2 separate regions of the Homo sapiens genome follow, and region 2 is linked to region 1. A link is an interaction called in ENCODE POLR2A ChIA-PET data of the cell type or tissue named here. Cell type or tissue: OCI-LY7. All regions are shown on one strand. Each heading gives the region's core, and the rest is flanking DNA. Links, peaks and the distances in the headings are about the cores only.

Region 1 (16,600 bases), core at 1,089-9,088:
CCCAATGTTATGCAACTACCACCACTATCCATTTCCAGAACTTCTTATCCCTTATCTTGATAAGAACCAGTGCTGACAGGAGGGAAAGGAAATCTAGTTTATGGTCACATAAATCATAACCTTCAACTACTTTACTGAATGCCAAATTAACTTTCCATACTTAACCAATGATAACTTGGAAGCATTCTGAAAGCCTAGGGCTTTGGTGATCTAGGAAGCTGTGGCCTGAATTTTTGTAATACCACAAACTGATGAAAAGACCAAGCTATAGACATAATCACTCATGAAGACTGAAAAGGCAGTTCCATAATTAGGACCCTCTATCTCCACTTGAATATCAGTTTTTCCCAACTTGCTTCAAGATACAATGTGTATTAGACAGGGAAATAATGTTTAATGGTTCCAGGAGCTACTTCAATAATCGGTAAAGAACGAGCACACTCCTTCACTCCCTGCCCCCTGTAGTGAGCCATCTCCTTCCACTGTGAATGAGCACTACACACAGACCATCCTCTGTTACATACAAGATCTATGGCTCTCTCCTGCTTCCTGACATGGGCTTGCATGACAGCTGGAGAGCCCCTCATGCTGGGGCAAATTGTGTGAAGCCTAAAGACCAAGAGAAGCTACTCCCAGTACCAGTCTCATTTCGTAATGAAAGATATCAATTTCCCTGCCACCCATCCTAACCCACTACTCAGAGCCTTCAGCTCTGGGCTCCACAGTTAACTCTCAAGAGGTAGACTAGGCTTCAGAAGCTGTTGTGGAAACTTTTTAATTCAAGCATAATTCACATACAAATGCTCAAAACCTAGGTGATATCACTACCACCTAGGTCAAGAAATTGACCACTACAAGCATCCAAGATCTAGTATTTCCTCCAAGTCACTATTTATTCTTCTTTCTTAAAGATTACCACTATCCTGCCTGGCATGGTGGCTTACACCTGTAATCCCAGCACTTTGGGAGGCCCAGCTGGGAGGATGGCTTGAGCCTAGGAGTTTGAGACCAGCCTGGGCAACATAGTGAGACCTCTTCTCTACAAAAATAAATAAATAAAATAAAAAGAAAATTAGACAGGTTTGGTGGCATGCGCCTAGTCCCAGCTACTCAGAAAGCTGAGGTGGAAGGATCGCCTGAGCCAGGGAGGTTGAGGCTGCAGTGAGTTGGAATCACATCACTGCACTCCAGCCTGGGAGACAGAGCAAGACCTTGTCTCAAAAAAAAAAAAAAAAGATTACTACTATCCTGACTAACAATGTGGATGAATTTTGCTTCTTTTTGAATTCTAGATAAAGGGAATCAACAGAGTTTATTCTTTCATGTTTGGCTTCTTTTGCTCAATATTATGTTTATGAGATCCATCCGTGTTATTTGTACTCACGTGTAGTTTGTTCATTTTCATTACTGTATTTCACTGTGTGAGTATGATACCATTTATCTATTCTCTTGTTGATTTTGAGTAGTTTCTAGTTTTTTTAATTATTAAGAATGTTGCCATGAACATTCTTGTAGATGTCTTTTGGGAGCACATATGTATTTCTGTTAGAAATTCTACTCCACCTAAGAGGAGAATTTCTAGGAATTAGGTTATGAATATGTTCAGTAGATGTTTAAATGTTTAGACAGCATTAGACAACTTTCCAAAGTTATTTAACCAATTTATAGTCCTTTTTACTCTCTTGATGATATCTCCTGATATACAGAAGTTCTAAATTTATCAATTTTTTACTTTATAGATAATGTTTTTCCTATCCCAAGAAATCTTTCCCTATACCTCAAGGTCATGGAGACATTCTCTTATCTTCTAGAAGCTTTATTGTTTTAAGCTTATTTGCTTTAACCTTAATAACAAACCTATTGTTTTATTGTTTTAACCTTTTACATATAGATCTATAGGTCAATGGGAATAGGTCAAGATTAATTTTTCCCAGCATCCTTTATTGAAAAAACATCTTCTATCCACTGCTCTTAAGTGTTATTTTTATCTTAAATCAAGTATCCACATATGTTGGGGTGTTTCTGTTTAATATATTCCCTATTTTGCTCCACTGGTCCGTTTGTCCATTCTTGTGTCAGTCCTATACTGTCTTAATTACTGTAGCTTTATAAAAACTCTTGACATCCTATAGTATTATTCTGTAAGACTATCTTGGCTACTCTGCCTTCCACATTTTTATGTAACTCTTAGAATTACCTTTTCAGTTTCCATTAACATTTTGCTGAGATTGGGACTGATTCTATAGAACAATTTCAGGAAATTCAGTTTTAGAATACTGAATATTCTAATCTAAGAACCTGAAATATCTACTTATTTAGCTCTTCAATGATCTTCAATATTGTTTTAAGTATTCCATGTAGAGGTCTTGCACTGGTTATTAGATTCATCCCTAAGTAATGTTTTTTAGTGCTACTGTAAATAGTAGGAATAATACCAAAATAGCATCACTTTTTGAAAATTTCATTTTGTAATAATGTTTTTAGTATATATATAATTATTGTAAATGACCTTGTACTAGTGACCTTATCAGTGACCTTGTACTAAATCCACTTAATAATTTTAAAAGTTTATTGGCAGATTCCTACAGATTTTCTACATGTGCATTTTGGTCATCTGTGAGTAATGGCAGTTTTATTTCTTTCTTTTCAATTTTTATACCTTTTATTACTTTTCTAGTCTCTTTGCACTGCCTAAGACCTCTAGTACAACACTGAATAGAAATGGTGATAATGGGCATCCTTGTCAGGATTTCAGAGAAAAAGCTTTTAATATTTTATTTATTTCTAAGATAAGTAATTTCCTGTGTAGGATTTTTAAGACAGAAGATTAAGGAGCTACCCACTGTTCCACTGTAGACTTCTCTGAGGCCTTCAGGGCGCTACTCATGGGAGCTCATTCTTACTCTCTTTTGCTGAGAGCTTTTTTCTAAAGATCACAAATGTGACAAAAAATACAGAATTTACATAAATAAATTTACATAAATAAAACTCATAAGTGTACTTTGCATTTGCAAAATGCTTATCTTTATATAATAAACTTCTTTTTAATTCTGTTAATGTGGTAAATTACACTGACTGATTTTCAGATGTGAAACCAGTACTCTATTCCTACAATAAACTCCACTTGATCTTAATGAATTGCTGTGTGTAAAATAAACCTTTTGTCATTATCAACCATCCTTTCTTACTGCTTTTAAAGTCTACTTTGATATTCATATAGTGACAACAACTTTTTTTAAAGGTAGTTTTGCGTGGTATATTTTTTCTATCCTTTTACTTTCTACCTTTTTATATACTTGTATATTAGATTTGTCCCTTAAAAGCAGCAGAAAGCTTTTTTTTTGGAGACGGAGTGTTGCTCTGTCACCAGGCTGGAGTGCAGTAGCTTGACCTCGGCTCACTGTAACCTCCACCACCAGGGTTCAAGTGATTCTCCTGCCTCAGCCTCCCAAGTAGCTGGGACTACAGGCACAAGCCACCATGCCCAGCTAATTTTTGTATTTTTAGTAGACACAGGGTTTCACCATGTTGGCCAGGATGGTCTCCATCTCTTGACCTCGTGATCTGCCTGCCTCGGCCTCCCAAAGTGCTGGGATTACAGGCGTGAGCCACTGAGCCCAGCCACTTTTTTTTTTTTTTTTTTTTTAAAGCAAACCCTGATCTCTTTCTTTGAATTGGAACATTTAGTCAATTAATAATTAATGCAATTATGGATATATTTGAATTTAAATCTACCATCTTACTACTTGTTATTTATTCCATTTGTTCTATGTCCCCTTTTTTTTCCTTTCTTGCCTTCTTTTGGATTATTTTTTATTATTCCATTTCCTTCCTGCTAATAACTTAATGGATATATATTACTTTTTACCATCATAAATGCTTTATAACCAGTGTTCTAATAAGTCATCTATTAAAATTTTATTTTACTTCTGACAGATTGGAATGATAAATGAGTCTGTTTTCTCAATGGCTGGCATAATTTTGATAGCAAACTTTCCAAACAGCAGGACATCACACCCCGACAACATGACTCATCTTCAGAGAAAATTTAGTTAGAATGACGGAGAATTCCAGAAAAATTACTGCATACTCAGAGTGCCAATTTTTCAGAACTTCATGCAAAATGTTTATTTGGCCACAATCTCAAAACTATATTCCCAACTTGTTTCTGAAGTTTCATATTAATATTTGTAAACTTAAATTGCCATTTAAAATGACATATCTATCTTCAAGAGCAACAGGGTTGAAAGTAACATTAAGATAACTTTCTAAAATATGTACAAAGCTTACAATTTACAAAGTGATTTCAGAGCTGTTTAAGCAGGAATTTATAAATGCAAAGAAAAATCTTACCTGGAGATGAAAATGACTAAACTTGTGGATGGTGAAAATGTAATTTTAGAAAATATATATTTACATATAGTAAAGCATGGAATAAGACTCAACATATTTGAAAAACAGTGAGAGATGACAAGAACTGAAAAAAGAAAATGCCTCTTTATTTACATCCTTTAAGTAATATTCCCTTGAAAACATTCCAATTAGACCGCATAAGAAAGCCTTGCCTACACCTGGGTCAGCAAATTATAGCCTGTGGGCCAAAACTGGCCATGCCTACTCATTTCCTTACTGTCTGTGGCTGCTTTTGCGGCACAGTTGAATAGCTGCAACAAGAGACTCTATGGCTCATAAACTGAAAATATTTACCAACTGACCCTTTATAGAAAGAGTTTGTGGCTCCCCAGCCTACAAAAGACTTTCATGTCCTCTATTGGGCTGGGAAAATCCTGTTCTTCAAGTTATCTTTAGTCATGCTAGAAAAGAAGCAAACTGGGAAGAGAAAGACAAGAGAAATTCATAGGGGGTGAGTACTTTACCTTTCACCTTCTCACCTACTAGAGGTACTTTCAGTAAGGTAATTGTTCCGAGAATGCCAATGAGATGCTTGCTCGTATCCTGGAGACCTTGTTCTTATTTTCAGGCATTTTTATCTATCTCAGGGCTATGGATGCAAATGGCCTATTAAAGATTCAAATAAGAAGAAAGGAAGGAAGACCTCTTTTTGGAGCCCACTGACACACTTACCTCCGGCAGAGTGAATACATCCTGTTGGAGGCAGTAATTCTAAAATACTCGGGTCTTGAACGGGAAGAGCTGCCACTTATGGTTCCTAAACCTAAACGCTGATAGTCTCTGAAACAAGCTTTTTCCACCAACTGTTCCATTGTAGACTTCTCGGAGGCCTTCAGGGTGGTACTTGTGGGGAGCTCACTCTCATCTGAAACTGTGATGGTAGAGACAGATATCGAAGAAATGATTAGCTCAAAGCAATTGAGGTCTTCAGGGTAGTACCTGTGGGGAGCTCACTCTCATCTGAAACTGTGATGGTAGAGACAGATATCAAAGAAATGATTAGCTCAAAGCAATTGAGGCCTTCAGGGTAGTACCTGTGGGGAGCTCACTCTCATCTGAAACTGGGATGGTAGAGACAGATATTGAAGAAATGATTAGCTCAAAGCACAGGATTAAAAACTTCCTTTTGGGCTGGGTGTGGTGGCTCACGCCTGTAATCCCAGCACTGGGAGGCTGAGGTGGGCGGATCACAAGGTCAGGAGTTCGAGAGCAGCCTGACCAACATGGTGAAATCTCATCTCTACTAAAAATACAAAAAATTAGCCAGGTGTGGCGGCAGGCACCTGTAATCCCAGCTACTCGGGAGGCTGAGGCAGGAGAATCACTTGAACCCGGGAGGTGGAGGTTGCAGTGAGCTGAGACCGTGCCACTGCACTCCAGCCTGGGCAACCGAGCGAGACTTTGTCTCAAACCCCGCCCCCAGCCGCAAAAAAAAAAAAAAACAAACCCGCTACTTTTGAAGAAGACTCTTACACCAAGACAGGTTTATATTAGGATGACAAGTATTATGTATATCACAAATTAAATCATGTAACTTCTGTGAGGAATCACACTTAAATAAACATAAATTAAAAGTGTAATGAATAGTCAAGAAATAAAATATCAGTAATTCAACTAAAAAATGTCAGGAAAATAATACCATTTAAATAATTTCTAAAAACAATATAATTTTGAATTCATTACCTACACTGTTCTGTTTCATGAAGGCTTGCTTATTGTCAAATTGCAGTGATTTCTATTTAGGACTCTATAAAAACACCCAAAGTTTGTCAGAGGCTAACCCATCAGTAAAATTTATCTTTCATAAAATCACTATACAAACTCATCATCCAGATTTCAGTTTACTTTTCAGACTATAAACTTTTATTAGAAATTTCTGGATTAACCAGAAGTTCACTAGAGGGAAAAATAACTTTATTTCCTCAGAGAGGTATAAAGGAGTTACACTTTTTTCCTGGAAATATTTTTGTTAGAGGATGTGGTGTACGTGGGAAATCCCCTCACAGTTTTACAATCACAGGTTACAGAATCCTTTACAATTTTAGATGTGGAAGAATTTACTCAATAATCAAATATTTTAGGGAGGCTTTTTTTTTTTTAAAGAACATTCCTAATTGGTACTGCATGTTCTAACTGGGGAAAAAAAAAATCCATGTTAAAAACTGTCCTAATTTACTTCCCTATTTATTTTGAAAGTAAGAGACATCAAATCAAGCTTTCAAAGTTTTTGAAAATGTACTCAAAGTACTAATGTGCAGGCAAAGATATGGCCCTCTTTCATTAAAATATATTTTAAAAAAGCAGAACATCAACAATTAAGTGTTTCAATTTGTGAACTTCAATTCATGTTTCCATTTGTGAACTTCACAATGCAATATCATCAGGTATCAATTCTGTGTTGGCCTTTAATTTTCAGAGGAGCAAAGAACATTATATAATTTGGTCTTTTAGTAGAATAATTATCATAGAATAATAGGTTTTGTTCCATGAAATATAAAAAAAATTGAGTTAGAAGAGTCAATAGTGATGGGTAGCGATAATATTTTTATGGTTTGACACATGACTGTGAAAAGATCAGGGTTCCAACAAATGGGTGTGGTGTTATTTCAGTGATATAATGGTGGGTATTTTCATTGCCCCAAAGGCAAGCTTGTATGTACATGTTCTCACCCAGGGCATGCATACATACATACAAAACCACATAGGTTCTTTTTTTTTTTTTTGAGGCAGAGTCTTGCTCTGTCCGACCCAGGCTGGAGTGCAGTGGTGCAATCTCGGCTCACTGCAACCTTCTCCTCCCAAGTTCAAGCAATTCTCATGCCTCAGCCTCCTGAGCAGTAGGGACTACAGGCGCATGCCACCATGCCTGGCTAAAATTTTGTATTTTCAGTAGCAACAGGGTTTCGCCATGTTGGCCAGGCTGGTCTCGAACTCCTGGCCTCAAGTGATCTGCCTGCCTCAGCCTCCCAAAGTGCTGGGATTACAGGCATGAGCCACTGCGCCTGGCCCACATAGGTTCTTTATCCCAGCAACTGAAAATGGAGACCGGTTAGCCAGTGCTTTCTCTGAAGATGAGGTTTCTTTTTTAAAATGTTGTTGTTGTTAGTAGTAGTTTTTGCAAAACCACCGGTGACTGATTCTAAGATCCTGAGGGGAAAAAAAGGGTGTAATGGCATTCTGCCTCCCATTATATCAGCTTCTCTGTAGTGCTGATTCCATAGCATATTTGATACTGGGTTAAGAATGGGAAACAGTCACTCAGAGATTTTGCTACTAGCTTTCTGCCTCTATTTTTCCCACTGAGAGATATTGTAGCTGTTCTTTCAAATATTTAGCAAGTATTTTTTCTTATGACCTAAGTATTCCTTCATCTTAGGTCCCCCATTTTGATTAAGAGCACCAACAATGTTCTTACCAAAAACTGAAATCTTCAACTTGAAATGTTCAATGTCCTTACCTTAAATTCTTATTCTAGAAGGATAAGATACAGGGGACTACTCTATACCTAAATTTCCCATGCAGTGGGGTTCCCTTCTTTCTTCTTTTAATGAGACACACATAAAAATGACCAATTAGCTGTATGAATTTAGTAAAGAAGTATAATTTAACAAAATATTACCTGAACAATGGGATATTGGGAAAATATTTTTCCCCCAGTTCTAAGAAGCTGGTAAGTGCTTCCATCTTCTCATGAGATCTAGGTTTTTGTGAATCAAGATGTAAGTGCAACTACATCTGAGTCTCTTATTCATATAAGAAATAAAGTTGAATAATGAAGGAAATTCAAGTTTTCACATACCAGATACATCATCATCTTCATTCCATCCAGGACGATTTACTCTTTCTTCCACAATTGTCCCTGTCTTCTTCTTCAGTAAATATTGCCGCCCAATTGTCATTTTCCCTGCCCTTTTGGCACCTTTCACAATTGTTTTTGAGAAGGTACTACAAGTCATAAAACCAAAGAGAATGTCAACTTAATATAAAAGCACTACTTGTATTGTTGACACCTACTTAGCTCAAATTGTTTCTTCTCCTTTCCCACAGCCACTACTGGTCCAGACTCTTGTTAAGCCTCTCCTTCTTTAGGTTACTTTTAATATGGCAGTAGACTAATTTCCCATAAAACACCACTGTCATCAGGATACTGTCTTAGGAAAAACGTGCAGGAAAATGTAAAGTGAGACACAAACTACTTATCACCCCAAATCTAAACTCCTTGGTTTAGCTTGTCGGGGAGGACTGCCCTGAACCCACTCTGGTTATCCTCATGCCACTGTCCCTACCACAGTTCCCACAAAGCATGCTTGTTGGAGTCCTCCTACATGGAAAGCCAGCCTGCCCACTTCTCTACTTACTCAAACTCTCTTTCTACCAACTCACAAGCCTTTCTTTGAGATCATATGGCCTTCATAGTTGGCAACACATTTGCTTATTTCTTAACTGTTTTAAGTGTGTATATGTGATGTCCTGACTCTAATTAGCTGTAAACTTTAAGAAGCATAGAAAAATAATATAATTCCCCTTTTTTGAAGGAGAAAAATAAGAAATCAGAAACTTGAGTATCCTTTTGAGAATCAGCTTTAATTAAAGGGAAACTAAGATGTAATGGACCTAGAAGTACTTTATTTATTCAAACAATTTAACCCTTCTTGCTGACAGAAAATCTAGGCAATCCAGAGAATTAAACAGAGAACCTATTTCCTGACTAATCAGATGGAGGTGAAGACTCTGAAGACTGTTCTTGATTATATTCTTCTCTATCACAAAGAACTCTTCTGGTGTTTTCTTGCCATTCAGTAAAAAGTGATAAGGCTTCTTTTATTATCAAATAGTTTCACCAGACTCCATCTTTAGTTATTTGCAATGTAAACCTGAAGGTTATGAAACATGTTTGAGATAACAGCTGGGAATCATAAAATACTGATATTTCCTAAATTAAACTTATTGTAAATCACTTGTGTAACTTTTATTTTTTAATTTTTATTAGTGGGCTTTCTGGCAAAAACTGGAAAGTCTGCTAGACAAATTCTAAAAGAGCTGTAACACTAGGTGTAACTTAAACTCAATGGGATTTTTGAAATTTTTTCCCAGCTAAAGCTATATATATCTTTTGTTTCATATACCCAGGCAACTCTTAAAATTTTTAAATTGCTACATCTCTGTTGCAGCTGATATAACAGGCTTGATACAGGTATATATTTCTGAAACTAATATAAATATACATGTTTCTGATAGTTTCTAAATGTAAAATACCACACAAAGCTTTGTCTCTTCCATTGAAGGCTGAGATAACAAACATCATAGGCTCCTCTCCGACCCTATGGTGCTAAGACAAGATGCTTGGTCCACTGCTGTAAATCCCTAGGAACTTGCTCATGCTTCAGCATACCATACCTGGATATTACCTGGTAAGCAAAGCTAGACAGGTGGCTAGCTGTGCAACTGAGAAATAATATACTGTCTGGAACCTCAAATTTTCTATAATCCCCAATCTACCCTTCTTTCAGGCAAAGGAAGGGCCTCTTTTCCAAAGTCTGCAAAGCTCTCCCTAGTATTGTAATTTGTATTGGCAGATGCCCGAATTCTACATGGTTAACAGTGAATGAAATTTTAGCCCTTATATTTTATCACCGATGGAAGATAACTTAAAACTATTGTTATTTCGTCATAACTGAAGTTTAAAACTTTCAACATAAATTTCTAAAAACTTTCTAGAAAATAAGGGTTCATACTAAAGAAATATGACAACTAAATGCAATGCCTGATCCTGGATTAGATCCTGGACCAGGAATAAAAAAGTTAGGTACTAAACTAAAAAAGGATCATTAACACAATGTGAATATAGACTCTGGGTTAGATAAAAGTTTTATATTAATTAAATTTTCTGGCTTTGATTACTGTGCTTATATAAGATAATGCCGGACAAGGGGAGGGATAGCATTAGGACAAATACCTAATGCATGCAGGGTTTAAAACCTAGATGATGGATTGATGGCTGCAGCACACCACCATGGCACATGTATACCTATGTAACAAACCTGCACGTTCTGCACATGTATTCCAGAACTTAAAGTATAATAAATAAATTTAAAAAACAAAATAAAATAAAAAACATAAAAAGATAATGTCTTTGTTCTTAGGAAACATATTGTGATGTACTTAAGGATAAAGGGACATCTTATATCTAACTCAAATGGCTCAAAAAAAATATGTGTATATATGAGAGAGAGAATGATAAACAAATGGACCAAAGTAGAAACTACTGGTGAATCTGGGTAAAATATATACAGAAATTCTTTGTTCTACTGTTATGAATTTTCAGTAAGTTTGAAATGTTCAAGAGTTATGAAAAACAGAAAATATAGCCTCCTGTTTCTAGATAAAAGCAAATCTGTCCACTGGGCCTGGATATTAATAAAAGCTGAAGGGATTGGTCAAAAGCATTTAGAAAGTGATCAATATGGAAAAAAGAGAAAATAGAATTTCACATTCTAAAAATGCATTGTGAGCAATGGACATGACAGTCAAAGCCTCTGGTAGCTTTTAGTTTTTGAAACTTGCTACATTTATCAATGCTGCTGTTCCGTAACTTTATGATCTTGGCCCCATGGGCTTGACAGAAACAGAACAGTGAATGAAAACAGCAATCGCTTACACCTGGACACAAAGGATAGGTTACTCCTTTTGCAATCAATTACGGGAGGGCTGAAATTAACAGACTTGTCTTTCTTCTTACCGAAAAGAAGTGTTCTTTTCCTTCTGTTTTGGTAAAATTATTTGTGGGGTAGTTTGTCCAGCAGCAAAAGCAAAGGTACTGAAAATGGACTGAGGATAACGGAACTTCATCAGCTGTTTCTTAAAGATCTCTACTACTTCTGGACTGACTTCTTCATCAAATGCTACCTTAATCAACTAGAAGCAAAAGAGATTAAACACAAAAGAAGCATTAAGGATTTCCTGGCAACTTTCCCCCAAACAACAGAATATAATAACACAAAATGGCAAGACTGGAGGTCAAAGGGACTTTGGATAACATGCAATACAATTTTTAAATTTTTAAAAATAAAAAAAGGCTCAAAAAGGTTTACTTGCCATAAATGGCTAGTTGGCAAGGAAAATCATGTATCTTCAAGTCAGTTTCTTTAAGATTATTTCTTCTACAATGGGATAGGGAATTGTATAGCAAACACGCCCTTCTCATTTCTCAACTGGTTGGTTCCAGATAGAGAATTTGGCCTAATAAGGTCTCTTCCTACCCAGATACAACAAATGTAGGAAGAAAAGAAATCCATTTGACTAGAATCCTAATCAGTACAGCTAGGCAATATTTGAGTGTGGAGTTCTTTGGTAGTCGGGACAGTGAGGAAATCCTTAGGCAGCCAATGCTTTCAGGTGATGAGAGAAGGTCTGGAGCCTAAAGATCAGCAGCCTTACATTTCACACAATTAGCATAGAAGCCAATAGGAGAGATCCTTGACTAGAAGGAAAGAGGCAAGAACTGGCATTCTTAGAAATCTGAGAAGTGATGAAGAATAAGACAAGCAAAATATTGCAAACTGAGAATTTAAGAACAGGAAAAACTAAGAAAAGGTCACTTCTTCCAGGGTCTGGTTTGCATTATTCAATAATTATTGAGTTATTGCAGTAATTCTACAAAGTTCTGATACAGTCATAAACCCCTGGAAAACCTCTTGCTTTATCAGGGGTATGCAACTAGTACCAATAGAACTTTAGCCCTAGCTATACTGTTTACCTTTCCATAGAACAGCCACAGGGCATTTCCTTCAAAACAGATGACAAGATAATTGCTTTTTATCTAAAGGCTTCATCAAACAGGTATTGAGGTATAACTTGGCAGAGAATAAGAACCAATCGTACTTGTCTAAGTTTCTAAGATCACTCATTATTGAGTATCTGCTGGTACTCTGAGTTGGCTAAGGGGCTCCAGGGATTAAATCCAAGACTATTCATGAGTTTACTCAGCTGATGACTACCCTCTCAGACCCTATGATCTTCCCCATTCTCATCCTCTTAACTTCTGAGCACATGACCACACAAAATGGCCATAATATCATTTGACTTTTGAAAATTTTTGAATAGTAAAACAATGGCTTCCTTTTTTAATACCTGAAAAGATGCTGATGTGATCTGCAGTCCTTCTTGCATGTTCTGCTGTAGCTGGTTCTGCATTGTAATCTTCTTCTCCTTGGTGATGGAGGCAATGGGAAAGCTCCGCACAACTGTCTGCTCACCCACTGTAAATAGACAGGACACAGCTTCAGCAACAACACTTTATAGCTCACTTTTAGAGTGTCTACTGCTTACTTCATCAGTCTCTGCTAGAGAAATGTATTTGAAGAGGACACTGCCCAGGGATGCAGTGAAAGAAAGTGCCCTTCACTCCAGAAAAGGATTATGTCTCAGGAGTGGCAAGTGACTTACATTTCACACAACTAGCACAGGAAGCAGTAGAAGGGATCCTTGACTAGAAGGAATGAGGCAAGAACTGGAATTCTTGGAAATCTGAGAAGTTAGAGACAAGTGACTTGCCACTCCTGAGACAGAGTCCTTTCCTCGAGTGAAGAAACTGTCACAGCCTGACTGCCTTCATTCTTTCTATCTCCCCAACCTACTGTGTGCCACATAAGATCACCTGGTTTAAGGCAATTTTATAGGAAGGGAGGTTTTACAAAAAAAAAAAAAATACTCCTCAAGTATTGAAAAGACATCCAAGATATTTAATATAAGGATAAAGCAAAAGAGAATAGGTTTTTAAAGTTTGTTTCGAAATATGTAAAAGATGTTATACTATATATATGTGCCTTTGGAAAACAAGCCTGGACTTAAGCGCAAGACTTTTAGGAGTTTATTAAAGCAAACATGGGAAAATATAAATAATTATTTATCAAGTACCTGAGGTTATGAAGATGAGAGTCTAGAAAAAAAGTAGCACACTCAAGACCTCCCTTGAAGAGCTTCCAATTTCCCGTGGGAGGAGAGTCACATGCAGAATATAATAATATGTGGTTAGCTCCTACGTTTGAGGGAACAGTCTACAGGGATTTAAATATTTCAGAGAAGGATCTCTGCATGCTAGCTGGATAGAAAATGATTTTTGGGAGAATTGAGAGAGAAGATGGAGCTTTAAAGGAAGTGTAGAATCTGGATTTGCAGAAGGGAAAGGAAGAGCATTTTAGGCAGTGGTAGAGGAACATAACAGGAGTGGCAATGAACAAGGCCTCCCAGCTAGTAAGCCAGGGTGGGGAGGGGGTGGGGAGATCTGAACTAGGTTCATCTTATTTAACAGCTCATACATTTCTTCATTTATTATAATCAGAATCCTAATTCCCTGGATCTATCAATCTGTAATCTAGAAAAATTCTGACTATATTCTTACATCAAGCTCATATCCAGAGGCTAAGCAAAGTCAGGATGTACATAGGATTTAAGTTCTAGGATGTATTTAACACCTACATTTATATAACATGTAAAATTATAATATTTCTATGTGTCATCAAAGGATAAATTTTAAATTAGAAATTTAAAAGGAAATAAAAAGATTTTCTTTGACAAAAATAATTTTCCTAAGTGAAATTAATTCAAAATTTGAAAGGAAAAGGCAGAGAATATGAGATTTCACACTAAGCATACTTTAAAATAAATAAATTACAGCAATTTAAATGACCACATAAGCAAGGAAAAGGCAGAGAATATGAGATTTCACACTACGCATAACTTCAAAATAAATAAATTACAGCAATTTAAATGACCACATAAGTATCACGTTTACGTGTCCAAAATGTGTGTTTATGGCCATTAACCTCACAAAAGTCCTACTATAAAAAATTGTAAGTACTGCATAGTTTCTTTTAAAAATACGTTTACTTTCAAATACAATTTGTGTATAGCAATATGAAGGAGCGGGCTAAGACACTTTTCTCCTTTTCACTTTTTCAAAATAAGCAAAACTATTCTTACAAATTCATCTTTCCTTATTTAATTTTATGAACTGTTGCGCATTATATGGTAAGCAGTCTTTTATGACTGATGTACTAAGCCATCTTGATTCTATTCAACCTAGGAATAATGCAACTGTTAAGATTTAAAAGAGAATACATTTTATATATCTGAATTCACTTGTCCAACCAATGAGTAGCACATAGTGCATACTCATCAAATGCTACTGCATACATAATTTCAAAGGAGAAAGGCACTTTCGTGACCATTTAGCCCAGTGGTTCTCAATCACAATCACTTGTGGGGCTAAAGAAATACACAGATGCCTGGGTCTCCCTATTTCTACTGCTTCAGATTCTAATACAATTGTTTGAGGGTTGGGCCCAGAAACTGGTATTTTTTTTTAAAGATTCCCAGATAATTCAAATATACAGCCAACATTAAGAACCACTGAATTATCACCAATGAAAGCCCAATCTCCCAATTTTATAAAAGAGGAAAATAAAGTCCAGAAAGGTTAAGTGATTTAAGTCACTGAGCTTTGACTTGGAGTCCTGTTGTTTTGCCCAAAGTCTTAATTATGTGCTTTTCCTATCAACAAGAGCATTTTACATATAGACTATAGTGAATTTAAGAAGATAATGTAGATTACTTCTGGTAGGGCATGCTATTCCTTTCCAATATAGAAGGCTGTACTGAATAGTAGAAAATAGAAACAGAAGTTATAGGAGTTTGGCAAGTAGAAGAGAAGTTGTCTGCTAAAAGGGAAGTGGAGTTAATTGGAATGGAATAAGAGGGAAGTGGGATTAGTTGGTGCTGGACAACCTTGTGATAGTTAGCATATCCTTCCACAAAAAGGTTCAAGTATCTGCAAGACCTTAGTTTTACAGTTAACTGTAGGACTCAGAAAGCGTGGACAAACCAGCAAGGGATATATTCAGCAGTTAGAGTGAATATCTCTAGGGTATAACACTCTGCCTCATGAAATGAAATTATGATCATTTCAGCAAATGAACCCTTGATTTATTGTTTAGAAGATAACACTTTGTTCTTCAAGTAAAAAACTATGACCCAAATTATCATTAGCTCTGTCAGACTAAAGTATTTCACCAAAATACCTGTGTGGCAAAAAGCTGACTTTGGATTTAAAATGATCTGCAAATCACTGTGCACAGATGGGATCGAGACCTCATGTACCACACAGATACCCATGTTCTGATGGCATATCGAGTCATACCTAACTGATCATGGGGTGTTCCTCTGAAGAGAATTCTGTATGTGGTGAGGAACAAGGCTCCTTCTGCTGGCAGGAGCTGAGGGCCTCCAAGAAGACCTCCAGTAGCTTCTTCTCTTCCATCAGGATCCAGCAAGACTCGAAGACCCTCACAGACAATTTCTTCTCCTGGCAGCAGAGCAGGTCTAAGAATCTTGGGCTTACAACAGAAAAAGATTGATTGATTGATTGATTGACTAATTGATTGATTTTTGGAGACAGGGTCTTGCTCTGTTGCCCAGCCTAGAATACAGTAGTGCAATCATAGTTCACTGCAGCATCAAACTCCTGGGCTCAAAAGATCCTCTGACCTCAGCCTCCTGAGTAGCTGAGACTACAGGCATGCACCACTATGCCTGGCTTATTTTTAAATTTTTTTTGTACAGATGGGATCTTGCTACATTGCCCAGGCTGGTCTCAAACTCCTGGCCTCAAGCAATCCACCTGCCCCAGCCTCCCAAAGTGCTAGGATTACAGGCATGAGCCACCATAGAAAAGTATTTTAAACACAACTTTTGTGGAGTTTCTAATACTTAGTCCATGGTTATCTTTTCAGTTACAGACCTAAAAAACTTAAGCCAGACTTCCCAGATAGTCACATGAGAAACCTGATTTGGTAAGAGGCAGAAATGAAGTTTATATACCCAAATGTGAGAGGATTCTTTGCAGAATTGTGTAAAAGTAAAGTCATTGAGAAATAACTCAAATATCTGAAATATTCATTCAATGAAACATTTTGTAACCTTTAAAAAATGACATAGATCTATATGTGTTAACATGGAAAAATATCCAGAAGGCTGGGTGCAGTGGCTCACGCCTGTAATCCCAGCACTTTGGGAGGTTGAGGCAGATGGATCACCTGAGGTCAGGAGTTCGAGACCAGCCTGGCCAACATAGTGAAACCCTGCCTCTACTAAAAACACAAAAATTAGCTGGGCATGGTGGCAGGCGCCT
Region 2 (16,600 bases), core at 4,852-12,851, 94 kb after region 1:
GCCCCGCTAATTTTTGTATTTTTAGTAGAGACGAGGTTTCACGATGCTGGCCAAGCTGGTCTCAAACTCCTGACCTCAGGCGATCCACCCCCCTCAGCCTCCCAAAGTGCTGGGATTACAGGCGTGAGCCACCACGCCCAGTCGCATTTTCTTATTTTTATTTATTTATTGATTGATTGAGACAGGCTCTTGCTCTGTCACTCATGCTGGAATGAAGTGGCATGATCACAGCTCACTGCAGCCTCCACCTTCCAGGCTCAGGCAATCCTCCCACCTCAGCCTCCTAAGTAGCTGGGACCACAGGTGTACACCATCATGTCCAGCTATTTTTTTTATGTTTTGCAGAGATGAGGTCTCACTATGTTGCCCAGGCTGGTCTTGAACTCCTGGGCTCAAGCAGTTCTCCCTCCTCAGCCTCTCAAAGTGTTGGAATTACAGGCGTGAGCCACCGCACCTGGCCTAACTGCACTTTCAACTTAGGATATTTTTAACTTACAAAGAGTTTATCAGGAATGTAACCCCATTTTAAGTCAAGCAGGATCTGTATGATGTGAGCTATATGTGTAATTTAATATTTTCTGGTAGCCTAATTTAAAATAGTAAAAGGAAACAGGTAAAATTAAATATATTTTATCTAACCAAACACATCTAAAATATGATAGTTCAACCTAAAATTAATGTAAAAGTCACTAATGATATATATATATATATATTTTTAGATGGAGTTTTGCTCTTGGAGTGCAATGGTGCGTGATCTTGGCTCACTGCAACCTCCACCTCCCGGCTTCAAGCGATTTTCCTGCCTCAGCCTCCCAAGTAGCTGGGATTACAGGCATGCGCCACCACGCCCGACTAATTTTGAATTTTTAATAGAGACAGAGTTTCTCCATGTTGGTCAGGCTGGTCTCAAACTCCAACCTCAGGTGATCCGCCCACCTGGGCCTCCCAAAGCGCTGGGATTATAGGCGTGAGCCACCGTGCCCGTCCACTAATGAGATATTTTATATTCCTTTACTGGACTAAGTCCTCAAAAGCCAATGTATATGTCACACTAACAGCACATCTTGGTTTGAATTAGACACATTTCACCTAGTCGAATCTAGTTCCACATGTGTCACATAAAGATTTTGGACTACATTAGACTACAATACCCTTAAAATATAGGTCTTATAGTCCTAAAGTTATAGAAAGTGTGATTTTCTATCTCTTTTCTTCCCACAATTGCCCTTTCCTTAGGCTTTTGGCTGCTATTTTTAGAATACTGTTTAGAAAATTATGGCAGGGGACATCAAATCAGGGTACTGAACTTGTTATAGGGCAACTGAAAAATGTCAGTCTCCCCAGGCTAAAAAATAAGGTTTGGAACCAACGTGATAACGTTTTCCATGAAATTAGTTATAGATAAAAGAGAGAACAGTTTGAACTTCAAAGGGTATCAAAGTCAGACAGCCTCAAAGACTGATATGTGGATCTTTCCCCTTTGATTTTGTTATGAAACTGGGCTGTCTCCATTGCAGACTATCTGTAATCTGGCTTAAGTTGTACTTATAAAAGTGTTTTAGTCTCCTTGTTTTTTTCCCTTTTCACATTGAACTTTGGTCATTTCTACACTGCATAAGTAGAAAAATATTTCGGGTAGACTGTATTTGATTTTCCTGTAGCTGTTAGAAACTTGCAAACCTTTTTGTCACTGGTGAGAATTCAAAATTGAAGTTTAGCCTTAAGAATAAAAAAAATTGTCTTTTTTTTTTTCCTTTTAACAAACTACCATTGGAAAGACTGAAAATCTTAAGTAGGGAAAAAGCAAAAGGATGGCCCCTACTTAAAATTTCATAATGCTATACCAATCAAAATTCTTATATTAGAACACACATTCTTTTCAAGTGCATAAGGAATAGCTGCCAATATAGACCATATACTGGACCATAAAACATCTCCCAATGAATTTAAAAGCATGTTATCTGAACATGATAGAAGTTAGAAAGCATTAAGAGAAAAACCTCTGAAAGATCCACGCAAAGAGTATAATATAAACTACATAACATAATTCTAAATAACCTAAGCGTTCAAAGAAGAAATCAAAAGGGAAATGAGAAAGTATTTAAAAATGAATAAAAATGAAGACATATTATATAAAAATTTGTTGGCTGCTAATAAGGCGGTATTTAGTGAGAAATTTCTAGCACTAAATACCTGTGTTAGAAAAGAAGAAAGGTTTCAAATCAATCACATTAGCATCTACCTTAAGAAAATGGACAAAGAGCTAATTAAATATAAAGTAAGTAGAAGAAAGGAAATAAAATGTCGTGTAGAAATCAATAATAGACAACATAAAAACAACAGAGAGAAAATCAATGAAACCCGAAACTGGTTCTCTGAGAAATTTAATAAAATGTATAACTCTCTAGCTTGACTGAACAGGATAAAAAGGGGAGACAACACATTTTTGCCATGAGGAATGAGAGAGATGACATTATTCTAGATTCTATAGATATTAAAAAGATAATAAAGAACTAGGATTAACATGTTATATCTATATATTGGACAATTTTGACAAAATGAACAAATTCCTTTTAAGATACCAATTGCTAAATACCTCTTACAAAATAAATAACCCAAATACATTACATCTACAAAATAATTGAACTTGAAGTTAAAAACCTTCTCATAAAGAAAGATCTAGGCCTGGATATCTTTATTTATGAATTCCACCAAATATTTAAGGAAGCAATAATACCAATTCTAGACAAACTCTACTGGAAAATTGAGCCGGAGTATGCACTTCCCAACTGATTTTATGAGGCCAGCAATACCCTGCTACCAAAACCAGACACAGAAATTAGCAAATCAAATCCGACAAGTTAAACCGGATGCAGTACTATGTGCCTATAGTTCCAGCTATTTGGGAGGCTGAAGCAAGAGGATCACTGGAGTCAGTCTGGGCAAGATAGCAAGTCCTCTGTCTCTAATAAAATAAAAAATTAAATAAAAAAATAAAAAATACATCATGATCAACTAGAATGGAAAGCTGGTTTCACATTAGCAAATCAACCAATGTAATTCACCCTGTTAAAAAACTGAAGAGAAAAACTATCTGATCACCTTAAAAGATACGGAAAAAAAATCTGACAAAATACCACATCAATTATTTGATTCCTCAGTATCCTAGGAATCAAAGGACACTTTCATAAACAGATAAGAGAGTATCTACAAAAAAACCCTACAGCTAATGTCTGCACTTAAATCTATACTATTTTTCACAAAAGTGCAAAGCCAATTCAGTGAGTAAACAAATGATGCAACAACAACTCTATATCTGTTTGTAAAAGAAATGAACTTGGTCCCATACCTTATACCAAATTAAAAAGATAAACTAGAAACAGCTGAGATCTAAATATGAAACCTAAACATTTAGCATTTTTAAAGAAAATGAGAGAAAATTTTTGTCACTTTGGGTTTAGAGAAGACTTCTTAGATATGATACCAAGTGCATATCTATTCATGAATAAAAAATTGATAAACTGGACTTTATCAAAATAAAAAGCTTCTGATCTTTAAAAGACACTGTTCAGAGAATAAAAATATAAGACAATATCTGAAAATAACTGAAAATCATATATTTGAGAAGGACTTGTATTCAGAATATAAAAATTTTTCCAAACTCGGTAATAAGAAAACAAACAACCCAATTTAAAAAGGGCAAAATATTTGAACATACATCAACAAAGATATATAGATGGTAAATAAGTATAAATCAAGATGTCCAATATCATCAGTCATTAGGAAAGTGCAAATTAAAACCACATGAGATACAACCACACACCTATTAGGATGGCTTCAAATGGAAAGACTGACTACAGGAAGTGTTGGAGAGGATGTGGAAATACTGGAACTCTCATATACTCATGGTGGGAATGTAAAATGATAGAGCTGCTTGAAACACAGCTTGGACATTTCTTAAAAAGTTAAAAGTACACATACTATAGGGTCCAGCCAATACACTCCTGTTATTTTAAACTAGATAAATGAATGCATTATGTCCATCAAAGACTTATGCATGAATGTTGAGAGCAGTTTTACTTGTACCAGGCCCCAGCTGGAAATGAATCAAATATTCATTAACATGTGAATGGATAAGCAAAAGTAACTGAGGTATTTGCATTGTTGGAATCTGCCGTTTGATACTGGAATACGTTCTTAAATAAATGTGGTTATGTTTTATACATCATTTTAATGGGCATTTCTCACTTTATTTTTCTTTTGTTAATGACTTATTACTTGCTGTTCATTTCATGTTTTAGACTATGAAAATGATGTTAGATAAAAATTAAATTCAAGCAATTTTCTTGTTCGAGTTCAAAACGGGTCATAAAGCAGCAGAGATAACTTGCAACATCAACAATGCATTTGGCCCAGGAACTGCTAATGAACATACAGTGCAGTGCTTGTTCAAGAAGTTTTGCAAAGGAGAAGAGGAAGATGAGGAGTGTAGTGACCAGCCATTAGAAGTTGACAACAACCAAGTGGGAGCAATCATCAAAGCTCATCCTTTTACAACTACACGAGAAGGTGCCGAAGAGCTCACCATTGACCATTCTATGGTCATTTGGCATTTGAAGCAAACTGGAAAGGTGAAAAAGCTCGATAAGTGGATGCCTCATGAGCTGAACCAAAAAAAACAAAAAACAAAAAAAAAAAAACCATCGTTTTGAAGTGTCATCTTCTCTTACTCTATGCAACAAGGAAACATTTCTCAATTGGATTGTGATGTGCCACAAAAAGTGGATTTTATATGACAACCAGTGACAACCAGCTCAGGGGTAGGACCAAGAAGCAGCTCCAAAGCGCTTCCCAAAGCCAAACTTGCAACCAAAAAAGGTCATGGTCACTGTTTGGTGGTCTGCTGCCAGTCTGATCCACTACAGCTTTCTGAATCCTGGCGAAACCATTACATCTCAGAAGTATAGTTGGCAAATCGATGAGATAAACCGAAAACTGCAAGGCCTGCAGCTGGCATTGGTCAACAGAAAGGGCCCAATTCTTCTCCATGACAATGCATGTCACACAACCAATGCTTCAAAAGTTGAACAAATTGGGCTACAAAGTGCTGCCTCATCCACCGTATGCACCCAACCCCTGGTCAACTGACTACCACTTCAAGCATCTCAACAACTTTTTGCAGGGAAAATGCTTCCACAACCAGCAGGATGCAGAAAATGCTTTCCAAGAGTTCGTTGAATCTTGAAGCACAGACATTTATGCTACAGGAATAAAGAAACTTATTATTAACTGGCAAAAATGTGTTGATTGTAACGGTTCCTATTCTGATTAATAAAGATGTGTTTTCATTGTTCAGCTCCCATGGACACAGGTAGGGGAACAATACTTACTGGGGCCTGTTGGGGGATGGTGGGGGTGGGAGAGCATTACGGAAAAGAGCTGATGCATGCTGGGCTTAATACCTAGGTGATGGGTTGACAGGTGCAGCAAACAACCATGGCACACGTTTACCTATGTAACAAACCTGCACATCCTGGACATGTACCTCAGAAATTAATATAAAGAATTTTAAAAAAAGTACAAACAGGTGAAAAAAAATGTGTTTGAGCCTAGTTATAATGATTTAAAATTCATGGTCCAAAACTGCATTTACTTTTTTACCAACCTAATATTTATACAATATATAACAGTACTATTCACCATTAAAAAGGAATGATCTATTGATGCATACTACATACATCAAAATAATGATGCTGAGTAAAAGAAGCCAGACCAAAAAAATTACATATTTGATTCCATTCACATAAAATGTAGAAAATGCAACCTAATCTATAGTGGCAGAGAAAAGATCAGCAGTCACCTGGGAATGGGTATAGAGGCAGGGTGTTGAGAAGAGGGGAGAGTATCCTTTGTATCCCTTTTCTTGTACAAAAGAGTACAAGAAACTTTTGGGGATAATAAATTGGTTCATTATTTTGATTGTTGTGATAGTTTCAAAGGTGTCTATACATGTTAAAAAGTTATTAACTTGGGGAGATCCGTTTCAAGATGGCTGAACAGGAACAGCTCTGGTCTGCAGCTCCCAGCGTGATCGATGCAGAAGACGGGTGATTTCTGCATTTCCAAGTGAGGTACCTGTTTCATCTCATTGGGACTGGTTGGACAGTGGGTGCAGCCCACGGAGGGTGAGCCGAAGCAGCGTGGGGTGTCACCTCACCTGCGAAGAGCAAGAGATTGGGGGATTTCCCTTTCCCAGCAAAGGGAAGCCATGACAGACTGCACCTGGAAAAACGGGACACTCCCACCCAAATACTGCACTTTTACCAAGGTCTTAGCAACTGGCAGACAAGAAGATTCTCTCCCATGCCAGGCTTGGCTGGTCCCATGTCCACAGAGCCTTGCTCACTGCAAGCTAGCACAGCAGTCTGAGATTGAACTTTGAGGTGGCAGCCTGGCTGGGGGAGGGGCATCTGCCATTGCTGCAGCTTGCGTAGGTAAACAAAGAAACCAGGAAGCTCGAACTGGGCGGAGCCCACTGCAGCTCAGCAAGGCCTACTGCCTCTATGGACTCCACCTCTGTGGGCAGGGCATAGCTGAACAAAACGCAGCAGACAGCTTCTGCAGACTTAGAAGTCCCTGTCTGACAGCTCTGAAGAGAGCAGTGGTTCTTCCAGAATGGCGGCTGAGCTCTGAGAATGGACAGACTGCCTCCTCAAGTGGGTCCCTGACCCCTGTGTAGTCTAACTGGGAGACACCTCCCAGTAGGGATCGACAGACACCTGATATAGATGGGTGCCCCTCTGGGACGAAGCTTTCAGAGGAAGGATCAGGCAGCAGTATTTGCTGTTCTGCAATATTTGCTGTTCTGCAGCCTCCACTGGTGATACTCAGGCAAACAGGGTCTGGAGTGGACCTCCAGCAAACTCCAACACACCTGCAGCTGAGGGACCTGACTGTTAAAAGGAAAACTAAACAACAGAAAGGAATAGCACCAACATCAACAAAAAGGACATCTACACCAAAACCCCATCTGTAGTTCACCAACATCAAAGACAAAAGGTAGATAAAACCACAAAGATGGGGAGAAACCAGAGCAGAAAAGCTGAAAATTCTAAAAACCAGAGCACCTCTTCTCCTCCAAAGGATCGCAGCTCCTCCCCAGCAATGGAACAAAGCTGGATGGAGAATGACTTTGATGAGTTGACAGAAGTAGGCTTCAGAAGGTCAGTAATAACAAACTTCTCCAAGCTAAAGGAGCATGTTCAAACCCATCGCAAGGAAGCTAAAAACTTGAAAAAAGGTTAGACGAATGGCTAACTAGAACAAACAGTATAGAGAAAACCTTAAATGACCTGATGGAGCTGAAAACCATGGCACGAGAACTTCGTGACGCATGCACAAGCTTCAATACCCAATTCGATCAACTGGAAGAAAGGGTATCAGTGATTGAAGATCACATTAATGAAATAAAGTGAGAAGACAAGGTTAGAGAAAAAAGAGTAAAAAGCAACAAACGAAGCCTCCAAGAAATACGGGACTAGGTGAAAAGACCAAATCTACATTTGATAGGTGTACCTGAAAGTGATGGGGAAAATGGAACCAAGTTGGAAAACACTCTTCAGGATATCATCCAGGAGAACTTCCCCAACCTAGCAAGGCAGGCCAACATTCAAATTCAGGAAATACAGAGAACACCACAAAGATACTCCTCGAGAAGAGCAACCCCAAGACACAGAATTGTCAGATTCATCAAGGTTGAAATGAAGGAAAAAATGTTACGGGCAGCCAGAGAGAAAGGTCAGGTTACCCACAAAGGGAAGCCCATCAGACTAACAGTGGATCTCTCGGCAGAAACCCTACAAGCCGGAAGAGAGAGGGGGCCAATATTCATCCTTCTTAAAGAAAATAATTTTCAACCCAGAATTTCATATCCAGCCAAACTAAGCTTCATAAATGAAGGAGAAATAAAATCCTTTACAGACAAGCAAATGCTGAGAGATTTTGTCACCACCAGGCCTGCCTTACAAGAGCTCCTGAAGGAAGCATAAACATGGAAAGGAACAACCAGTACCAGCCACTGCAAAAACATGTCAAATTGTAAAGACCATCAATGTTACAAAGAAACTGCATCAATTAATGGGCAAAATAACCAGCTAGCATCATAATGATAGGATCAAATTCACACATAACAATATTAACCTTAAATTTAAATGGGCTAAATGCCCCAATTAAAAGATACAGACTGGCAAATTGAATAAAGAGTCAAGACCCATCGGTGTGCTCTATTCAGGAGACCCATCTCACATGAAGAGACACACATAGGCTCAAAATAAAGGGATGGAGGGAGATCTACCAAGCAAACGAAAAGCAAAAAAAAAAAAAAAAAAAAAAAAAAAAAACAGGTGTTGCAATCCTCAATCCTAGTCTCTGATAAAACAGACTTTAAACCAACAAAGATCAAAAGAGACAAAGAAGGCCATTACATAATGGTAAACAGATCAATTCAACAAGAAGAGCTAACTATCCTAAATATAGATGCACCCAATACAGGAGCACCCAGATTCATAAAGCAAGTCCTGAGAGACCTACAAAGAGACTTAGACTCCTACACAATAATAATGGGAGACTTCAACACCCCACTGTCTATATTACACAGATCAACGAGACAGAAGGTTAACAAGGATATCCAGGACTTGAACTCAGCTCTGGACCAAGTGGACCTAATGGACATCTACAGAACTCTCCACCCCAAATCAACAGAATATACATTCTTCTCAGCACCACATCACACTTATTCCAAAATTGACCACATAATTGGAAGTAAAGCATGCCTCAGCAAATGTAAAAGAACAGAAATCACAACAAACTGTGTCTCAGACCACAGTGCAATCAAATTAGAACTCAAGATTAAGAAACTCACTCAAAACCGCTCAACTACATGGAAACTGAACAAAGTGCTCCTGAATGACTACTGGGTACATAACGAAATGAAGGCAGAAATAAAGATGTTTTTTGAAACTAATGAGACCAAAGACACAACGTATCAGAATCTCTGGGGCGCATTTAAAGCAGTGTGTAGAGGGAAATTTACAGCACTAAATGCCCACAAGAGAAAGCAGGGAAGATCCAAAATCAGCATCCTAACATCACAATCAAAAGAACTAAAGAAGCAAGAGCAAACAAATTCAAAAGCTAGCAGAAGGCAAGAAATAACTAAGATCAGAGCAGAACTGAAAGAGATAGAGACACAAAAAACCTTTCAAAAAAATCAATGAATCCAGGGGCTGGTTTTTTGAAAAGATCAACAAAATTGATAGACTGCTAGCAAGACTAATAAAGAAGAAAAGAGAGAAGAATCAAACAGATGCAATAAAAAAATGCTACTCGGGAGGCTGAGGTAGGAGAATGGCATGAACCTGGGAGGCGGAGCTTGCAGTGAGCTGAGATTGTGCCATGGCACTCTAGCCTGGGTGACAGAGCGAGACTGTCTCAAAAATAAATAAATAAAAATAAAACATAAAAAATGATAAAGGGGATATCACCACCGATCCCACAGAAATACAAACTACCATCAGAGAATACTATAAACACCTCTGCTCAAATAAACTAGAAAATCTAGAAGAAATGGATAAATTCCTGGACACATACACCCTCCCAAGACTAAACCTGGAAGAAGTTGAATCTCTGAATAGACCAGTAACAGGCTCTGAAATTGAGGCAATAATAGCCTACCAACAACAAAAAAAGTCCAGAAGCAGACGGATTCACAACCGAATTCTACCAGAGGTACAAAGAGGAGCTGGTACCATTCCTTCTGAAACTCTTCCAATCAATAGAAAAAGAGGGAATCCTCCCTAACTCATTTTATGAGGCCAACATCATCCTGATACCAAAGCCTGGCAAAGACACAACAGAAAAAGAGAATTTTAGATCAATATCCCTGATGAACATCAATGTGAAAATCCTCAATAAAATAATGGCAAACCGAATCCAGCAGCACATCAAAAAGCTTATCCACCACGATCAAGTCGGCTTCATCCCTGGGGTGCAAGGCTGGTTCAACATACGCAAATCAATAAATGTAATCTATCACATAAACAGAACCAACAACAAAAAGACATGATTATCTCAACAGATGCAGAAAAGGCCTTTGACAAAATTCAACAGCCCTTCATGCTAAAAACTCTCGATAAACAAGGTATTGACGGAACGTACCTCAAAATAATAAGAGCTATTTATGACAAACCCACAGCCAATATCATACTGAATGGGCAAAAACTGGAAGCATTCCCTTTGAAAACTGGCACAAGACAAGGATGCCCTTTCTCACAACTGCTATTCAACTTAATGTTGGAAGTTCTCACCAGGGCAGTCAGGGAAGAGAAAGAAATAAAAGGTATTAAATTAGGAAAAGAGGAAGTGAAATTGTCCCTGTTTGCAGATGACATGATTGTATATTTAGAAAACCCCATCGTCTCAGCCCAAAATCTCCTTAAGCTGATAAGCAGCTTCAGCAGTGTCTCAGGATACAAAATCGATGCGCAAAAATCACAAGCATTCTTACACCAATAACAGACAAACGGAGAGCCAAATCATGAGTGAACTCCCATTCACAATTGCTACTAAGAGAATAAAATACCTAGGAATCCAACTTACAAGGGATGTGAAGGACCTCTTCAAGAGGAACTAGAAACCATTGCTCAACGAAATAAAAGAGGACACAAAGAAATGGAAGAACATTCCATGCTCATGGATAGGAAGAACCAATACCGTGAAAATGGCCATACTGCCCAAGGTAATTTATATATTCAATGCCATCCCCATCAAGCTACCAATAACTTTCTTCACAGAATTTGAAAAAAACTACTTTAAAGTTCATATGGAACCAAAAAAGGAGCCCACATTGCCAAGATAATTCTAAACAAAAAGAAGAAAGCTGGAGGCATCATGGTACCTGACTTCAAACTATACTACAAGGCTACAGTAACCAAAACAGCATGGTACTGGTATCAAAACAGATATATAGACCAATGGAACAGAACAGAGGCCTCAGAAATATCACCACACATCTACAACCATCTGATCTTTGACAAACCTGACAAAAACAACAGATGGGGAAAGGATTCCCTATTTAATAAATGGTGCTGGGAAAACTGACTAGCCATATGTAGAAAGCTGAAACTGGATCACTTCCTTACACCTTATATAGAAATTAATTCAAGATGGATTAAAGACTTAAATGTTAGACCTAAAACCATAAAAACCCTAGAAGAAAACCTAGGCAATACCATTCAGGACACAGGCATTGGTAAGGACTTCATGACTAAAACACCAAAAGCAATGGCAACAAAACCAAAATAGACAAATGGGATCTAATTAAACTAAAGAGCTACTGCACAGCAAAAGAAACTACCATCAGAGTGAATAGGCAATCTACAGAATGGGAGAAAAATTTTGCAATCTACCCATCTGACAAAGGGCTAATATCCAGAATCTACAAAGAACTCAAACAAATTTACAAGAAAAAAACAACTCCATCAAAAAGTGGGTGAAGTATATCAACAGACACTTCTCAAAAGAAGACGTTTATGCAGCCAACAGACTTATGAAAGAATGCTCATCATCATTGGTCATCAGAGAAACGCAAATCAAAACCACAATGAGATACCATCTCACACCAGTTAGAATGGTGATCTTTAAAAAGTCAGGAAACAACAGATGCTGGAGCGGATGTGGAGAAATAGGAATGCTTTTACACTGTTGGTGGGACTGTAAATGAGTTCAACCATTGTGGAAGACAGGGTGGCAATTCCTCAAGGATCTAGAACTGGAAATAGCATTTCACCCAGCAATCCCATTACTGGGTATATACCCAAAGGATTATAAATCATGCTACTATAAAGACACATGCACATGTATGTTTATTGCAGCACTATTCACAATAGCAAAGACTTGGAACCAACCCAAATGTCCATCAATGATAGACTGGATTAAGAAAATGTGGCACATATACACCATGGAATACTATGCAGCCATAAAAAAGGATGAGTTCATGTCCTATGCAGGGATATGGATGAGGCTGGAAACCATCTTCTCAGCAAACTATCACAAAGACAGAAAACCAAACACTGCATGTTCTCACTCATAGGTGGGAATTGAACAATGAGAACATTTGGACACAGGGCAGGGAACATCACACACTGGGGCCTGTCAGGGGTGGGGGTCTGGGGTAGGGATAGCATTAGGAGAAATACCTAATGTAAATGACAAGTTCATAGTTGCAGCAAACCAACATGGCACATGAGAGCAAGAACTCCTTTACTCCCTTGAGGATTAACTCAGTTAAGAAAGAGTGGCATTAATCACTGTCAATGACCTAATCATCTCTTAAAGGTCCCACCTCCCAACACCAACACATCAGGGGCCAAATTTCTAACACATGAATTCTGAGGAACATACTCAAAGTATAGGAAGGGCCAACATCTGAATAGTATAAATCCCAGAAGAGCAAAATGAGAAAAAGAAGGAAGATTAAAGAAAATTGCCCAGAATTTAAGGACAAAAGCTTCCAGATTAAAAGGGTTTGACACATATTCAGCACAATATATGCAAATACCCCAATGACATCAGCGGACATCACTATAACATTTCTGAAGACTGGGGTCAAAGGGAAGATCCTACAAGCTTCCACAGAGAAAAGATAAAGTTTTGTGGGAAGCATAAAGGAATGCAATCATGGATCAATGAAAAAAATTTATCAATTTCATCTATTAAATCAGGACACTAAGGAAGAGAAAAACATTATAATAAGTGCTGAAAAGCAATTGAAAAATATTTATCAGCCAATACAAATAACAAGCAAAATGGGAACAGAAGAAAACTAGTTCAAGATAATAAAAATTATTTACTAAAGCCAAATAAAAAATAATTATCCTAAATAACAAAACACTAACCATTTTTATTAGGATTAAGACAGTGATAATTTTTATCAGATTTTTATTTAACATTGTCTTGGAGGTTCTGGAGAATACAATATGACAAGAAGATGAAATAAATAAATTGTATAAAAACGGGCAAAAAAGATATAAAACTTTCTTTTGAATTGGTATTATTGCATGTCTAGAAAACCCAAGAAACTAATAAAAAACTGAAATTAATAAGAGAATTCGGTAAAATGGATAGGTATTAAATAAGTATGTAAAAGCAATAGTTTTGATTTATTATAGCAAAAAAGCAACTGAAAATGGAAACAGAAAAATACTTCACTCACAATATCAGTATAAACTATAACATGCTAAAGAATACATCTAATAAACCAAAAAACTTGTAAGAAAACCTTAAAAGCTACTGAAAGGCACACAAAAAATTGAAAACTGGATGTTATTAGATGGGAAGACTTATAAGAAAATATTAAATTTTCAGGGTCGGGCACGGTAGCTCACACTTGTAATCCCAGCACTTTGGGGGCCAAGGCGGGCGGATCACGCGGTCAGGAGATCGAGACCATCCTGGTTAACACAGTGAAACCCCGTCTCCACTAAAAATACAAAAAATTAGCCGGGCGTGGTGGCGGGCGCCTCTAGTCCCAGCTACTCAAGAGGCTGTGGCAGGAGAATGGTGAGAACCCGGCAGGTGGAGCTTGCAGTGAGCTGAGATCCAGCCACTGCACTCCAGCCTGGGCGACACAGCGAGACTCCGTCTCAGAAAAAAAAAAGAAAAAAAAAAGATAATATTAAATTTCCAAAATTAACATATAAATGGAATGCAATTCCAAATGGTTTGCACTCTCAATTCCAGTGGATTTTTTTTTCGGGGAACTGAACAGTATTGTCTTAATGTTTATATTAAATAATCAATGCCCAGGAATGGCTTAAAAAGTACAAAAAAAAAAAATCAATGTAGGATAATTTGCTTTTGGAACATAATGTCCTTTTATCAAATAAATATGGTATTCGTTTAGAAATAAATATCCATGGATTAGAATAACAATCCAGAAATAAATCCCAGTATGTATAAAAATCCAATACATGACAAATATTATAGTTCAATTTAGTAGGAAAATGACAAATTATTTAATAAATTTTGCCAGAATAACTGGCCATTCTTTCAGAAGAAAATAAAACTGGATATTTCTAATATACTGTATAGTTATAAATTCCAGCTGCAATAAGAATCTTGCAAGAAAATTTAGACAACATATATATCTTGATGAAGAAAATGTTCTAAACAGACTGAAAATATAGAGGTTATTAAAAAAAAGGCTAGCCAAAATGAGCAAATATAATTAAAAGTTTTTCTATGGCAAAAGTTAAAACACAAAGTCAACAGATAAATAATGTATTTGGGAAAAAATTGTAAAGGGCAATATCTAAACTAAAGTGCTCTTACAAAATGTCAAGAAAAAGTTAACCCAAAAGAAAAAAAGGCAAAAAGTATACATAAGCAAGTCAAAGAAAAATAGAAAAGCCAAACAAGCATGCTTTATTTCTTTATTTTATTTTATTTTATTTATTTTATTTTACTTTTTGAGACAGAGTCTCACTGTCGCCTAGGCTGGAGTGCAGTGGTGCGATCTCGGCTCACTGCAACCTCTGCCTCCAAGGTTCAAGCGAGTCTCCTGCCTCAGCCTTCCAAGTAGCTGGGATTACAGGCACCTGCCACCACGCCCGGCTAATTTTTTTCTATTTTAAGTAGAGACGGGGTTTCACCACCTTGGCCAGGCTGGTGTTGATCTCCGGACCTTGTGATCCGCCCACCTTAGCCTCCCAAAGTGCTGGTATTACAGGCGTGAGCCACTGCGCCCGGCCTAAACATGCATTTAAAATAATGCTCAAATTCAATTAATACTGCAGGGACTACAAATTGAAGTAACAATAACATAAGTTAGTTGACTGATTCCTGCATCCATTCACTCAACAAATATTTACTGAAACTTTTCATGGGTGAGGCCCTATTTCAGGTGCTGGGGATCAGAAGCAAACCAAACAAGTTCTTTATATGTACTTTTACCACCTTTTTTGCCCATATAACAAACAACATTTACAAGAGCAACTGAATCTGTTGTTGGTAAGGATATGGGAAAGGAGATACTCTGAAAAACTGCTGGTGGAGATATGAAACATAGCCCTTTGGACAGCAACCTGCCAATACTTATTAACTACAGGTATCAGTAAATAAAGACGTATATACAAGGATGTTTGTTGAAATTTTGTTCAAAGGGGAAAAAAGCTGGCCTGCACCATGAAATATTAAGTAATAATTAAAAAGAATGTCTGAAAGCCTCGCTCCTAAACTGTGGAGTAAGTCATCCTAGGTGCTATGTGGAAATGTCAAGAGTGATGTCATATATTTTTAATTTTCAGGGGAAACACAGCATTTTTGAATGTATATTGACACTGAATCTCTTGATATTATATGCTTGAAGTAATTCGGTTTCAACATTAGATCATGCCACATTACTATTAATGATATTGTGTCTTTGCAAAGCTGGGTATTGAGTGGTTGCTGTGATTAAAAAGTACACACTATGCTAAGGCCGGGCGCGGTGGCTCACGCCTGTAATCCCAGCACTTTGGAAGGCTGAGGCAGGCGGATCACGAGGTCAAGAGATCGAGACCATCCTGGCTAACACGGTGAAACCCCGTCTGTACTAAAAATACAAAAAAAATTAGCCGGGCATGGTGGCGGGCACCTGTAGTCCCAGCTACTTGGGAGGCTGAGGCAGGAGAATGGTGTGAACCTGGGAGGCGGAGCTTGCAGTGAGCCAAGATCGCGCCACTGCACTCCAGCCTGGGCAACACAGCGAGACTCTGCCTCAAAAAAAAATTTTTTTTAAAGTACATACTATGCTAAAAGATAGAAATGGTGGTGGTGCAGCCAGTCTAATACCAAAGTCTGAGCAGCTGTGTAGTACCCAACAGGAGCACGTATACCATTAGTAAGCAGTTGTAGTTATTTTTAAATGAAATAAAAATATTACTATTTTTGAAAAAATTTAAGTGTATATTTTTTCCCAAATAGCTATTAAGTTGTAGGAATATAATACACATTACTTGGCCTGAAAGATTTACTAAATGAAGCTGTCAGGTATTTGGTTTGGCCCAGGGGGCACCAAGAAAATATTGCTGAGATACTAAGGACTCATTGTGAACTCAGAAAATTTGGGAACCTCTTAAACCTGCAGCCCAAGAAGTAAAAAATAATAGAACAAGTGAAAAACTTAGATGAATGGAAATAATAAAGATAGAAAAGAAATTAATTAGACAGAAAGCAAAGATACAAAGGCAAAGAGTTTATAGACTAATAAAATGGACAAAACTAATTTTAAAAAAGAAAAAAGCCACTAATCAGTAGACATGTTCTTAGGAAATAATTACCAAAATGAACTCAAGAAAAGCTGAAAACCTGAAGAGACTATAATTAGAAATTAAAAATATTCTCCCAAAGGCTGGATGTGGTGGCTCATGCCTGTAATCCCAGCACTTTGGGAGGCCAAGGTGGGAGAGTTGCTTGAGAGTTCAAAACCAGCCTGAGCAATAAAGCGAGACCCTGTCTCTACAAAAAAATAAAAAAATAAATTAGCTGTGCATGGTGGCGCATG

The links. Peaks named below come from ENCODE experiments on the same cell type or tissue, not always from the same donor. Only the 100,000 strongest peaks of a DNase experiment are listed, where the experiment ranks them.
Region 2: POLR2A ChIA-PET joins it to region 1 with 10 read pairs; 2 of 35 experiments call an interaction of 5 or more read pairs at or near these places.

Annotation. Positions count from the first base shown.
Region 1 is chr11:9,834,413-9,851,012 of GRCh38, forward strand. SBF2 (SET binding factor 2) reads right to left here. Exons shown (of 40, transcript NM_030962.4): 22 at 15,611-15,806; 23 at 12,544-12,671; 24 at 11,153-11,328; 25 at 8,213-8,358; 26 at 5,086-5,284. LOC101928008 (a long non-coding RNA gene) reads left to right here and starts at 4,730. Exons shown (of 3, transcript NR_120539.1): 1 at 4,730-4,864. It also overlaps the pseudogene RNU7-28P. In OCI-LY7, for the core only: no CTCF peak of the experiment used is centred there; no DNase peak of the experiment used is centred there.
Region 2 is chr11:9,924,589-9,941,188 of GRCh38, forward strand. All of the region lies in intron 16 of SBF2 (SET binding factor 2), which reads right to left. It overlaps LOC101928008 (a long non-coding RNA gene), which reads left to right. Exons shown (of 3, transcript NR_120539.1): 3 at 4,302-4,675. Among named protein-coding and RNA genes, the nearest start is that of LINC02709, 170 kb to the left of the region's middle. In OCI-LY7, for the core only: no CTCF peak of the experiment used is centred there; no DNase peak of the experiment used is centred there.